Regions from separate parts of the Homo sapiens genome. Here region 2 is linked to region 1. Evidence: chromatin loops called from intact Hi-C (ENCODE). Cell type or tissue: HepG2. All regions are shown on one strand. Links, peaks and the distances in the headings refer to the core of each region. The heading gives the core; the rest is flanking DNA.

The links. Peaks named below come from ENCODE experiments on the same cell type or tissue, not always from the same donor. Only the 100,000 strongest peaks of a DNase experiment are listed, where the experiment ranks them.
Region 2: it touches region 1 in a loop (16-fold over the local background); 1 of 110 quality-filtered maps calls a loop at or near these places.

What each region holds. Positions count from the first base shown.
Region 1 is chr10:20,022,084-20,028,100 of GRCh38, reverse strand. All of the region lies in intron 2 of PLXDC2 (plexin domain containing 2), which reads right to left. Among named protein-coding and RNA genes, the nearest start is that of PLXDC2, 210 kb to the right of the region's middle. In HepG2, for the core only: no CTCF peak of the experiment used is centred there; no DNase peak of the experiment used is centred there.
Region 2 is chr10:18,607,165-18,613,181 of GRCh38, reverse strand. NSUN6 (NOP2/Sun RNA methyltransferase 6) reads left to right here. Exons shown (of 11, transcript NM_182543.5): 6 at 3,256-3,337. Among named protein-coding and RNA genes, the nearest start is that of NSUN6, 41 kb to the left of the region's middle. In HepG2, for the core only: no CTCF peak of the experiment used is centred there; DNase peaks (open chromatin) are centred at 2,491 and 5,461.

The DNA.
Region 1 (6,017 bases), core at 709-5,708:
GACCATGCCCAAGCCAAGACTTTAGAAATCTATAAAGTATTTCAATTTATCCTTAAAGAGTGATCAAAATGTAAGAATTTCACTTCTGTCAATTTAGAGCTTACCACTTTGCACATCATGTACAGCAAGGTTTATGTTCCAGAAAAGTGTAGGGAAACAAATAGTCCTAAGTCTGTTTTTGAAATGGTGACTCCTAAAGTTCTACCTGTGTTGAAATCAATCTCAGTAAAGTAGGCTGTGTCCAGATTTCTCTTCCTTAATGGATATCAGATCTAGACAATTTCTGAGATTTTTAAAATGTTTCACAGGTTGCACCTATACGTGTTCCAAATATAAATATGGAATCTTCATATTGTGGTTTCTGCTGCATTGATTTGATGTAGAATTTTATGGGGTTTTTTTTTTTTTCAGGTTGTCCCAGCTTCAAAACAAGTGTTGAGAGAAAGTATCTTCAAAAGTGCAATGGACAAGCTGCATCATGTTGAGATATCTACACAATTTTAAAGATCATTAATCAGACTGCAAGCACAATGCCTTCGTCCATTTGTGCTGCTATAACAGACTTGGCAATTTATAAAAAGAAGAAATTCATTTTCTCACAGTTCTGGAGGCTACAAAGTCCAAGATCAAGGTACTGGCACCTGTGTGGGCCTTCTCGTTGCATCCTCACATAGTAGAAGGCAGGAGGGCAAGAGAGAACAAACACTGTACCCTCACAATGAGAAGGAGAGAAGGGGATGAATCCAGTGATTCACACCCTTTTCATAACAACATTAATCTATTTATGAGGGCAGAGGCCTTATAAACTAAACACTTCCCATTAGGCCCCAGCTCTCAACACTGTTGCACTGGGGATTAAGCCTCAATCATATGAATTCTGGGGGACACATTGAGACCACCGCACTTAAGAACTAGGCTTTGCATAACTATGCCATGCAAAGCATTAAATTGGGTGTGTCTACATGTATTAGAATATATTATGTATATTAGAATATATTATAAAAGTGTATTCTATATATTAGAATATATTATAAAAGTGTATTCTATATATTAGAATATATTATAAAAGTGTATTCTATATATTAGAATATATTATAAAAGTGTATTCTATATATTAGAATATATTATAAAAGTGTATTCTATATATTAGAATATATTATAAAAGTGTATTCTATATATTAGAATATATTATAAAAGTGTATTCTATATATTAGAATATATTATAAAAGTGTATTCTATATATTAGAATATATTATAAAAGTATATTCTATATATTAGAATATATTATAAAGGTATATTATATTCAATAGATTAGAATATAATGCTAATTATACATAAGACTTAGTAGAAAGAGATTATATTTAGTTTGGGGAAGATTAAATTTGTGCATCCATCAGTTTAGAAATTTTGGCTAATTTGTGGTATCTGCTCTTGTTTGGTGGTTCCCAGACTTGTCTGCATGTTGGAATCACATCCTGCACTGCAGCCCGGATTCAGATTTAATTGGTCTAGAATATGGCATGGGCTTTGGAATCTGTAGAAGATTTTCAGGTAATTTTATCCATCGTACTTTATCCTTAAAAAGCTAAAAGTTGAACCACTTTCCTGAAAAGATACCACTTCACTTATTTTTTCTTTCCTTCAAGGAGATAAATCACATGATTAAATTGACCAGTTTGGACTTCTTATTGGTATTTGATACCCTTAGGGGGAGACTCACAGAAGGAGAATATTCTCTTTCCAAGTCTTTGCAGTTGAAATGCCAACCAGCTGCCTTTTTAGATTAAATGTCATTCACTATTAGGACATTAAAAACATTTATTCAGGAGAATTTCATTTTAAGAAATATATAGCCAGCAATATAAAAAAAAAACCATAGTCTCTGCATTTATGCTGCTTATAGTTTAGTGGAGAACATAGGCATTAAGTTTAATTAAACCTTAATAACATAATCTAGAACCACTTGATTTACCTATGCATCTCAGATGAAAAGTCCAAAAGAAATCAGAAAAGGAACTCAATTGAATAATCGAATACTCTACATTAGAGCTCCATATACTTGTAAAGTTCAATGCTTGTAAAAGTAAACAAGTTTCATTTGCTCATAGCTTTCCTCTGCCTGAGTTTATCTACGTAGTTCTTTTCACTAATCTGTAATGTGAATACAAATTGCTTAGAATTGTCAGCAATATAATAAATTTAGTTAATTAATATATAAAATTAAAATTATTACTCAATGGTGAAAAAATGAATAATAATCTGGAGGGGAAAACAAGTGAAAAAAAGCTTATGTCAAAGTTATCCTTGGGTCTCATATCCAAAATGTATAAGGAACTTACTGTTGAATAAGTAAAAAACAGACAACTACATTAAAAATGGGCAAAAGACTTGAATAGAAACTTCTAAAATGAAGACATACCAGCAGCCAACAAACATATAAAAAAAAGATTATCACCACTAATCGTCAGAGAAATGCACATCAAAACTACAATGCGATACCATCTTATGCCAGTCAGAATGGCTAGAATTAAAAAGTCGAGGCTGGGTGCTGTGGCTCACACCTGTAATCCCAGCACTTTGGGAGGTCAAGGCAGGCAGATCACCTGAGGTCGGGAGTTCAAGACCAGCCTGACCAACAAGGAGAAACCCTGTCTTTACTAAAGATAAAAAATTAGCCAGGCATGGTGGTGCATGCCTGTAATCCCAGCTACTTGGGAGGTTGAGGCAGGAGAATCATTGAACCTGGGAGGTGGAGGTTGCGGTGAGTTGAGATTGCACCACTGCACTCTAGCCTGGGCAAAAATAGCAAAACTCTGTCAAAAAAAAAAAAAAGTCGAAAAAACAATAGATGCTGGCTAGGTTGCAAAGCAAAGGGAGCCCTTATACTCTGTTGGTGGTAATGTAAATTAGTTTAGCTACTGTGGAAAACAATTTGGCAATTTCTCAAAGAAATTAAAACAGAGCTACCATACAACTTGCAACAGAATTACCAACTAGCAATGGAATTGCTGGGTATATATTCAAAAGAAAATACATCATTTTGGTGTCTACCAAAAAGACACCTGCACTTGTATGTTCATTGCAGCACTAGTCACAATAGCAAAGACACAGAATCAACTTAGGTGCCCATCGATGGTGGATTGGATAAAGAAAATGTGCTACATATACACCATGGAATACTATAAAACCATGAAAAAGAATGAAATCATGTCCTTTAAGCAACATGGATGCAGCTAGAGGCCATTATCCTATAAGAATTAGTGCAGGAACAGAAAAACAAATACTGCATGTTCTCACTTATAAGTAGGACCTGAACGATGGGTATTCATAGACCTAAAGAAGGCAAAAATAGATACTGGGGACCACTAGATGGGAAAAGGTGGGGATCAAGGGTTGAAAAACTAACTCTTGGGTACTGTGCTCAGGACCTGAGTATCAGACACAATATATCCAGGTAACAAACCTGCACACATACCCCTTGTATCTAAAATAAAATTAGAAATTATTTTTTAAAAAAGAAAAACAAAAACAAGAACAAAAGTTATCCTTGGATTTTCCTCTGGAAAAAAAGTTTATTACTCCAGAGAGCAAGAATGGAGACAATGGGGAAAGACAATAATGAGAAGAATTCGTATGTTCAATTGGAGACCAAAGATTGTTAATAAATATTCCTTGGAATCAGATGAGTAAGAACAGGCATGAACAAATAGCACATCAGTGTTCTGTTACAACTAGCATAAAATCCAAAGTTCAACATAGGTCTATGCACTAGATTATTTTGACTTAATGATCTCTTACCAATTAGTCCAATATGAAGGACATCATTTATCAAATTCAACACATATTTGGTTCCCTTATGTAACTGAGATTTTACAAAACTTGTGATGGCTTAGAGTTTTTTATTACAAGAAAAACACCAACAATAGTTTTTAAACCATATAGAGGAATAAAAGGAATGTTTTTGAAAGTCAAGGAGGCAAAATAAGCAGATTGCCTTGGAAACTGTAGGTGGAAATTTCCCCCAGAATATCATATATGTTCCTATTCTGCAGACCAATACATTGACCAATACATCTTATATATAAGATCAATCAATATATTGATTCTGCAGAATAGGAACAAGGAAAATCAATGTCCTGGCAGTTGATATAAGAGTTCTTAATTGTTGTTATTTCTAGGGTAATGAAGTCTGGCTCCAGAGATCCAGAATGAATAAATAAATCCTCTTTTCTACCCTGTCTCTGTGATCATATGCCATCTTAAATGCAGCAGATACAAATTGAGAAATATATTAAGTAATCAAATAATTTGCAGGGTTTTTTTAATAAAACATTTTTTTGAAAGTGGCTGCCTATAAATAACTTTTGTGGATTGCAGACTGTCTTAGTCTGTTTTGTGCTGCTATAACAGAATACCACAGACTGGGTAATTTATAATGAACAGAAATGTATTGGCTCATGATTCTAGATACTGGGAAGTCCAAGATGGAAGGGGCAGCATTTGATTAGGGCACTCTTGCTGTGGAAGAAGGGCAAAGAAAGGGCAAGAGAGAGCAAGAGAAAGGAGCTGAACTCATCCTTTTATCAGAAACCCCTCCATCAATAACAGCATTAATCCATTCATGAGGCAGAACCTTCATGGCCTAATTACCTCTTATTAGGCCCCACCTCCCAACATTGCTGCCTTAGGGTCAAGTTTCAAACACATGCTTTTTGGAGGACACATTCAAACTGTAGCACATACTTATAAGGTATTTATGACATCGAGAAATGTTTTAGATCTACAATAAAGAATTTGTAAAGCAGTAGTTCCCAAAGAGTAAAATGTGAATAAATGAGGATAACTTGGTAAGACCCATGTAGTTATTTATCGATCATTTATTCTATCATGTTTTATTTCTTTTTAATGCTTTCTTTTTCTGAAACAATACGGATTGTAGATAATATATATATATAAACATTGTATTGTGGATAATATATATAAACATATATATTTAAAATATTATATATATACATATATATATTTAAATGCCATTACTTTTCCAAAAAAAATTAAGAGCCTTTTTTTGCGGGGGGAGGGTTATAATAATATCCAGGCTCCAGTGGCCACTGCCACAGTGTTTGTCTCCCCCTTTGGAGGTAGAGTAGAACATATTTAAATAATCCAAGGTATTGGTCATTAAATTGCAGAGCTAAGGTCCAGAGTATTTCTCATACTCTGCCAAGTATTAACATATTTTATTCGCAAAAACTCTAGGAAAGTTGCAAGATTTTCACCTTCAAATTCACAACTCCCTCATCCCAATAACAATAACAATGAATGTAGTAAATGATTATTTGCATGTACATCACTCTTCGCCTTGGTACAGGGCCTTCAGGAACTCCTAAGCTCATTCTGGTTACCCACAGGAGGCGAGGAGGCTATCGTGCAAGCAAAAGGACCCATACTGAATGTGTCAAAGCGTGTAGAGGAGGGAGTTTGTTCACATATTTCTAATCTTCTAATCCTTACTCTAGAAAGCAGCCTGCAAGGTGCTCTGAGGATCAAGCTACCCATGATACAAATAATGGCCACAGAATACATCAGGTTCCAAAGAAATGCAGTCCCTCATGTGGCTTTCAAGGACCTCTGGGTTCTGACCTCAGCCTTTCTAACAAGTCTTCCCAATCATCCTATCTTAGAAGGCCTTTGTCACCCTCCACTAACACCCCATGTCTCTGCACCCATTTTCTTTCTTCATATTTAAAATCATGGATTTATTTGTTTACTTTATTTCTATCTAACCCGACTAGACTGTAAGCTCCAAGAAGACTCCATTTGTATCTGCTTCATTTACTAAAAAATACTGGCAACTAGCACTCATGAAAGAGCTGTTGAATGAATAAATAGATGAACACAATCTAGGAACCTTATTGCTTTAACGTGTAAAAAAGTGCACTCTGAATTTCTAGATGACAGTTGATAAACAGATATATAGAGGAGAATCCGAGAGTAAATGAGGTATCATTGCTAGTCTG
Region 2 (6,017 bases), core at 535-5,534, 1.4 Mb after region 1:
GCAGTGAGCCCAAGATTGCACCACTGCACTCCAGCCTGGGTGACACAGTGAGACTTCAGAATTTCAAAAAAAGAAAAAAAAATTGGTTTTTAAACTCAATTTATTCAGTTATACTGTTGGAAGTTTTGTCTCTTCCGGTGGAAGAAGCAGGCTGCTATAACAGAAATGCTACATGTACACCCTGTTTCTTATTTATATTCCTTAAAAAATTTTAAACCAACACAACTAATGGTACAATTGCTATTCAGTTAGTGAATTTGAGTCCTTTGCTTTCTTGAATTCCAGGTGGGTTGAATCATTCATAGATTCACGGAGGCAGATTAATTTACTAACAGACTGTGTTAACATACGCAATCTTGTACTTTGCATTATTATATGGAGATATGTGGCTACAAAAGTATTTTTTAAAGAAACATGTAATCTCATACCTGAATAATAATTGGCTTAAATTATTCTTCGTTATGTTAAGTTCAGTGATTTATAGCACTCACTTGTTCTGGTAGGCGTGGTCAGAAGGAGATAGTCGAAGAGCACCAGAATCTAAAGTAGTAGTTAGGAACTGAGTTAGGAAGACAGGCATGAACATTTTCAAGTTTCAGTATTTTTTAGAGGACTGGAGTCCTGCAAGTCAGAAAGTCATTTAAATTATGGAGTGATCAGACTATGGAATTCAAGATTTTCAATAATAGTTGTAGATTCTGGGTATTGATCAAGGTAAGAGTACCAGGTGTCACAACAAAGGACTGACTTTGCTTTTTTCTTTTAGAAATAGGGTCTCGCTCTGTCATTAAGGCTGGAGTGGTGTGATGAAAGCTCACTATAACCTTGAATTCCTGAGCTCAAGTGATCCTCCTACTTCAGCCTCTGAGTAGCTAGTACTATAGGCACATGACACCATGATCAGCTGATATTTTAATTTTTTTTTCATAGAAATGGGGGTCTTGCCATGTTGCCCAGTCTGGTCTTGAATTCTGGTCTCAAGCAGTTCTCCACCTTGGCCTCCCAAAGTGCTAAGATTATAGGGATGAGACGCCACACCCAGCCAGGACTGGCTTTCAAATGTGAGTCAGTGACATTTCAGAAGCTTCGTTTGTATATTTTCTGCTCAGGAGCAGGGGATATTTGCCTTGGAAGTGGATACAGTGGTTTGATTTGGTCCTGACTGGAGCAGCAACTGAGTTTTACCTCTGATTAAAAGTGTACATTCATGGATTTCAAGTGGTAAACAAATGAGTAAGGTAGTAAAGGGATGAGAAGAGGAAGAAAAGGAGTCAGCATTTATTGTATGCTAAATGCTGTTAGAACTGAGGGCGCCAGGCATGGTGGCTCATACCCGTTATTCCAGGAACTCCGGAAGCTAAGGCAGGAGGATCACTTGAGTCTAGGTGTTTGATGCCAGTCTGGGCAACATAGTGAGACTGTACACACACAGACACACACACACACACACACACACACCATAGTGAGACTCTGTCCACACACACACTTACCTGGCATGGTGGTGTGTGCCTGTAGTCGCAGCTACTGGGGAGGCTAAGTTGGGAGGATCACTTGAACCCAGTAGTTAGAGGCTGCAGTGAGCTATGATTGTGCCACTGCGCTCCAGCCTGCGTGACAGAGTGAGACCCTGTGTCTGAAAATAAATAAATAAAACCAACAACAAAACCGAGGGGAGTTTATAGTCATACCATTTCAGTAATAGTCCACGGGTATCTACTGACGTTATTTTACTCTAAAGACCAACATAAACTTATCCTGCCAACATTAGATAGAGTACACACCATCTATCTACACATGCATGTAGATGCATGTCTGCCAAGATCAACTCATAAACTGTTCCATAAGCTAGCTATGAACTTGTCTGCCATACTGCTTCTAAGACTTTATCTTTGCTCATCCTAATGGAGTCCTAATGGGACTCTCCTTGGATTGTACCCTTAAACTAGGTATAAGTTATGATTTTTAAAAAAAATTTTTTTAAAAATTTTATTTATTTGGGTGCTCGTTGCCCAGGCTGGAGTGCAGTGGCGGGATGCTAACTCACTGCATCCTCCAACTCCTGGGTTCAAGGGATCCCTCCATTTCAGTCTCCCGAGTAGCCAGGACTGACTACAGGTACACTCCACCATGCCTTTGTAATTTTTTAAATTTTATGTAGAGATGTTGCCCAGGCTGCTGTCAAACTTCTGACCTCAAGTGATCCTCCTGTGCCAGTCTCTCAAAGTGCTGGGATTACAGGCATAAGCCACTGTGCCGGCTTAAATCCTGATTTTTATACTTCCCTTTTAATGAGACTATACTTTTTTCTGTGCCGTCCTAATCCCCAGAACTCTTTGAATTTCTCCATGTTTCTCCTTTCGCTTGCTTTGTCTGCTTTGGCCTGACACACAAGGCCAGGCTTGGCTTTGTCTGACAGGATTTGCGTGTTCTTTCTCTGCTTCAGTAGCCTCTGACAACATCTCTGAGATTGTGATGTTTGTCTTGATGAGTCATTCTCCACCAGGCCATCTGAGTCCTGGCCCTTCCTGCTCTGATCATTTTCAATGCCACTCCTAAAATGGGACAAAGGTGGAAAAGGTTATCCTTGGGATTGTGTCAGTACCAGGCAATTATTCTATAAAGAGCTGACAGGAAGTAGTAAAGAATGAGGTGGTATTTGCTTTTTAGTCTGTTCAAATCTCTACAGAAACACATTTGTGCTTAAATGAAAAATTTATGTAACTTTTTCCTTTTTAGTTCTGATGGCTTCGTATTCTGCAGGTAAAAATTCAAAAACAATTCACAGGACTACTTTATGTATTTTGTTGTTTAATAAAAAGAGTTCTTTTTTTTTGAGACGGAGTTTCACTCTTGACGCCCAGGCTGGAGTGCAATGGCGCGATCTTGGCTCACTGCAACCTCTGCCTCCCAGGTTCAAGTGATTCTCCTGTCTCAGCCTCCTGAGGAGCTGGGATTACAGCTCCTCACCTGTCACCTGTCACCACTACAGCCTGTCACCACGCTTGGCTAATTTTTTGTATTTTTAGTAGAGACAGGGTTTCTCCATGTTGGTCGGGCTGGTCTTGAACTCCTGACCTCAAGTGATCCTCCCACCTCTGCCTCCCAAAGTGCTGGGATTACAGGCTTGAGCCAAAATAGTTCTTAAAAAGATAGAGCATCTTATGTTTGACAGGCTATTGGAGAACGTTTCTGGAAACATAGTTTGTATAGACCATGGAATTTATACAGACTAATGTTAGATTTCCTATTTTTCAGAGGCATGGGCATAAGAATGACAGAACCAGTATATCTCAGCCCTTCATTTGACAGTGTACTGCCCCGTTACTTATTTTTACAAGTAAGTATGTATAAAAGTAAAATATTTAGTGACATTGAAACATACATCAGTGAATTATTTGAAATCTAGGATATTTTAAAATTTAAGATTTTTTCTGTGGTCTACTTACATACACTGATCTACCTTTGGTTAAGCAGTAAGAAAAAACTTTACAAGCATTCTCCTTTCTTTTCTTTTTCTCATTTGATTTTTAAACTACTTTTTCTATCTTTCTTTGCCCAAAGGTGATTTAATAACTGATTAAAATGACTGCTTTCCATCTCAAAATACTAATCCCTGAATATTGCATGCATTTGATATACATGTGTGGTGTTCCATTAGTAAATCATTTGACTTGTTATAGTCTGCTGGTTTGGTAGTATTATTATAATTCACAATATAAGATGAAGTTACTGAAGAACAGATCTGTTAGGACTCTTGGCCTATGTCACACTCCTGGTAACTGGTGGTATCTGAACTCAAACCTAAGTCCAAATGTTGTGTGCTGCCCCACCTTCTCTGTCCAGTAATAATAATAATTATTATTATTATTTTGAGACAGGCTCTCACTCTGTTGTCTAGGCTGGAGTGCAGTGGTACAATCGTAGCTCACTGTAACCTCAAACTCCTGGGCTCAAGCGATCTTCCTGCCTTAGCCTCGCAAATAGTTGGGACCACAGGTGTGCACTACTATGCCCCACTCATTTTTTTGATGTTTTTGTAGAGATGGGGTCTCACTTTGTGGCCCAGGCTGGTCTCAAACTCGTGGCCTCAAGTGATCCTCCTGCCTTGGCCTCCCAAAGTGTTGGAATTATAGGTGTGAGCCACCGTACCTGGCCTTTGCCCAGTATTTAGCCCACAGACATTTTATGAATTCAGGGATTATTTCTGGTGTGAACAAACAGAACAACGGACGTTTATTATTATCTATTTGCACATTGGTGATGTTCTAACACATTAGGATATATAACCTAACATACAATTGTTTATGAATCATTTTGGGAATTTTCGTTTGCTAATTTTAGTTTCAGTGGAGTTTTTTTGTGCTTGTTTATTATGTAATTCATTTTCAAACACTTGTGTTCATTTGGCAACGTAGCCCTGAGTCATTGCTAGTGATACCTGCACTCCTTCCAGTTAATAATGTTTAATGCAATGTTAGTTTTCTCTTTGGTTTGACAGTACCTGCTCATCTCATAATTTACAGTGGTTTTTTTTTTTTTTTTTGAGACAGGATCTTACTCTGTCACGCAGGCTCGAGTGCAGTGGCATCATCTTGGCTCACTGCAGCCTTGACCTCCCAGGCTCAGGTGATCCTCCTCCCACCTCAGCCTCCTGGGTAGCTGGGACTACAGCATGCGCCACCGCACCCTGCTAATTTTTTGTATTTTTAGTAGAGATGGGGTTTTGCCGTATTGTCCAGGCTGGTCTTGAATTCCTGAGTTCAAGTGATCCTCCCGTTTTGGCCTTCCAAAGTTCTGGGATTACAGGCATAAGCCACCATGCCTGGTCATTATTTAGTTTTGACTTTATAAAAAGAGAAATCTAGTATAGTGCAGATTTTCTTTTTACACTTTTTTGCTATCTATAGCTGCACTCCTTCACCTTAAAATCAGTTTAATGATGACTTTATGAAATATTGTGAGTCATTTTGTGATTCATACTGTCCAGACTACCATAGAGCCATATTCTTTGTCACTGAATAGCAAGGGACATAAGAATTTCCTGCCAGAATGAAGCTTTTGCATCTGAGGGCAGAGTTTAACTTTTTGTCATTTCTCTAGTGAAAGCTGTTTTATTTCATGTAATCTATTTTGATGGCCAGTTTCTGATGGCCATTGAAACTTATAAGGGATGCTAATGGTAATCACAGCTAACACTGACTGCTTATTGTAGTCCATGTACTGAGCTGAGTGTTTTACATATATTATTTCATTTACTTCTTACAAACCTTCAATTTCATAGATAAGGAAATAGAGGCTTAGAAAAGTAAAGTGCATAGCCTGTAGTAGGTATTAGTAGTTTTTCAGTGATTAAAGGAGTAGTTTGTTGTGTGCTGCATAGGTAAAAATTTGCAGAGTCAAAATTTGCATTCAGGTCTTTCTGATTTCAAGCCTGTATTCTTGGCCCCATGCCAATGCTCCAGATGTAACCCTTGGAAGATCTGCATCTGAGTCACCAGCAGGGCCTTTTGAAAATGCAGTTCTTGGGTCCTAATTTAGATGTACTGAGTTCCAAGTTCAGGGGGTAAGGGCTTTAAGCAATTCATATATTACATTAAATTTCTCAGTTTCTTTGACGGTTTCCCAAAAACTCTGTGGTCAGTGTTTAGTTAGTTGATCTTTTTGTGTTATAACTTCCTTTTCAAGCTGGTTCAGAACTACCAGATTCTTAACTGGGTCTTACCTGATCCATAAAATCTAAATAGCTTAATTCAATGCAGACCAGAACCAGGTGATATTCATTTCTCTAAGGAAAATTTTGAAAGAATGTGCAGAAGAGTAAGTTTAAGAAGAATGTGGAATTTTAAAAATTGATAATTATCCTTGAATTTTTACATACATAATGATTCTCACAAATAGAACAAGTTTCACATTTACATATAATAGTAATATAAAACGCATTTGAAATGTTTCAAGAAGTTGCCTTTGTTTTCAGGCAAACATACTTGAATGCTTAAGTGACTATAAAGTGGATTAAA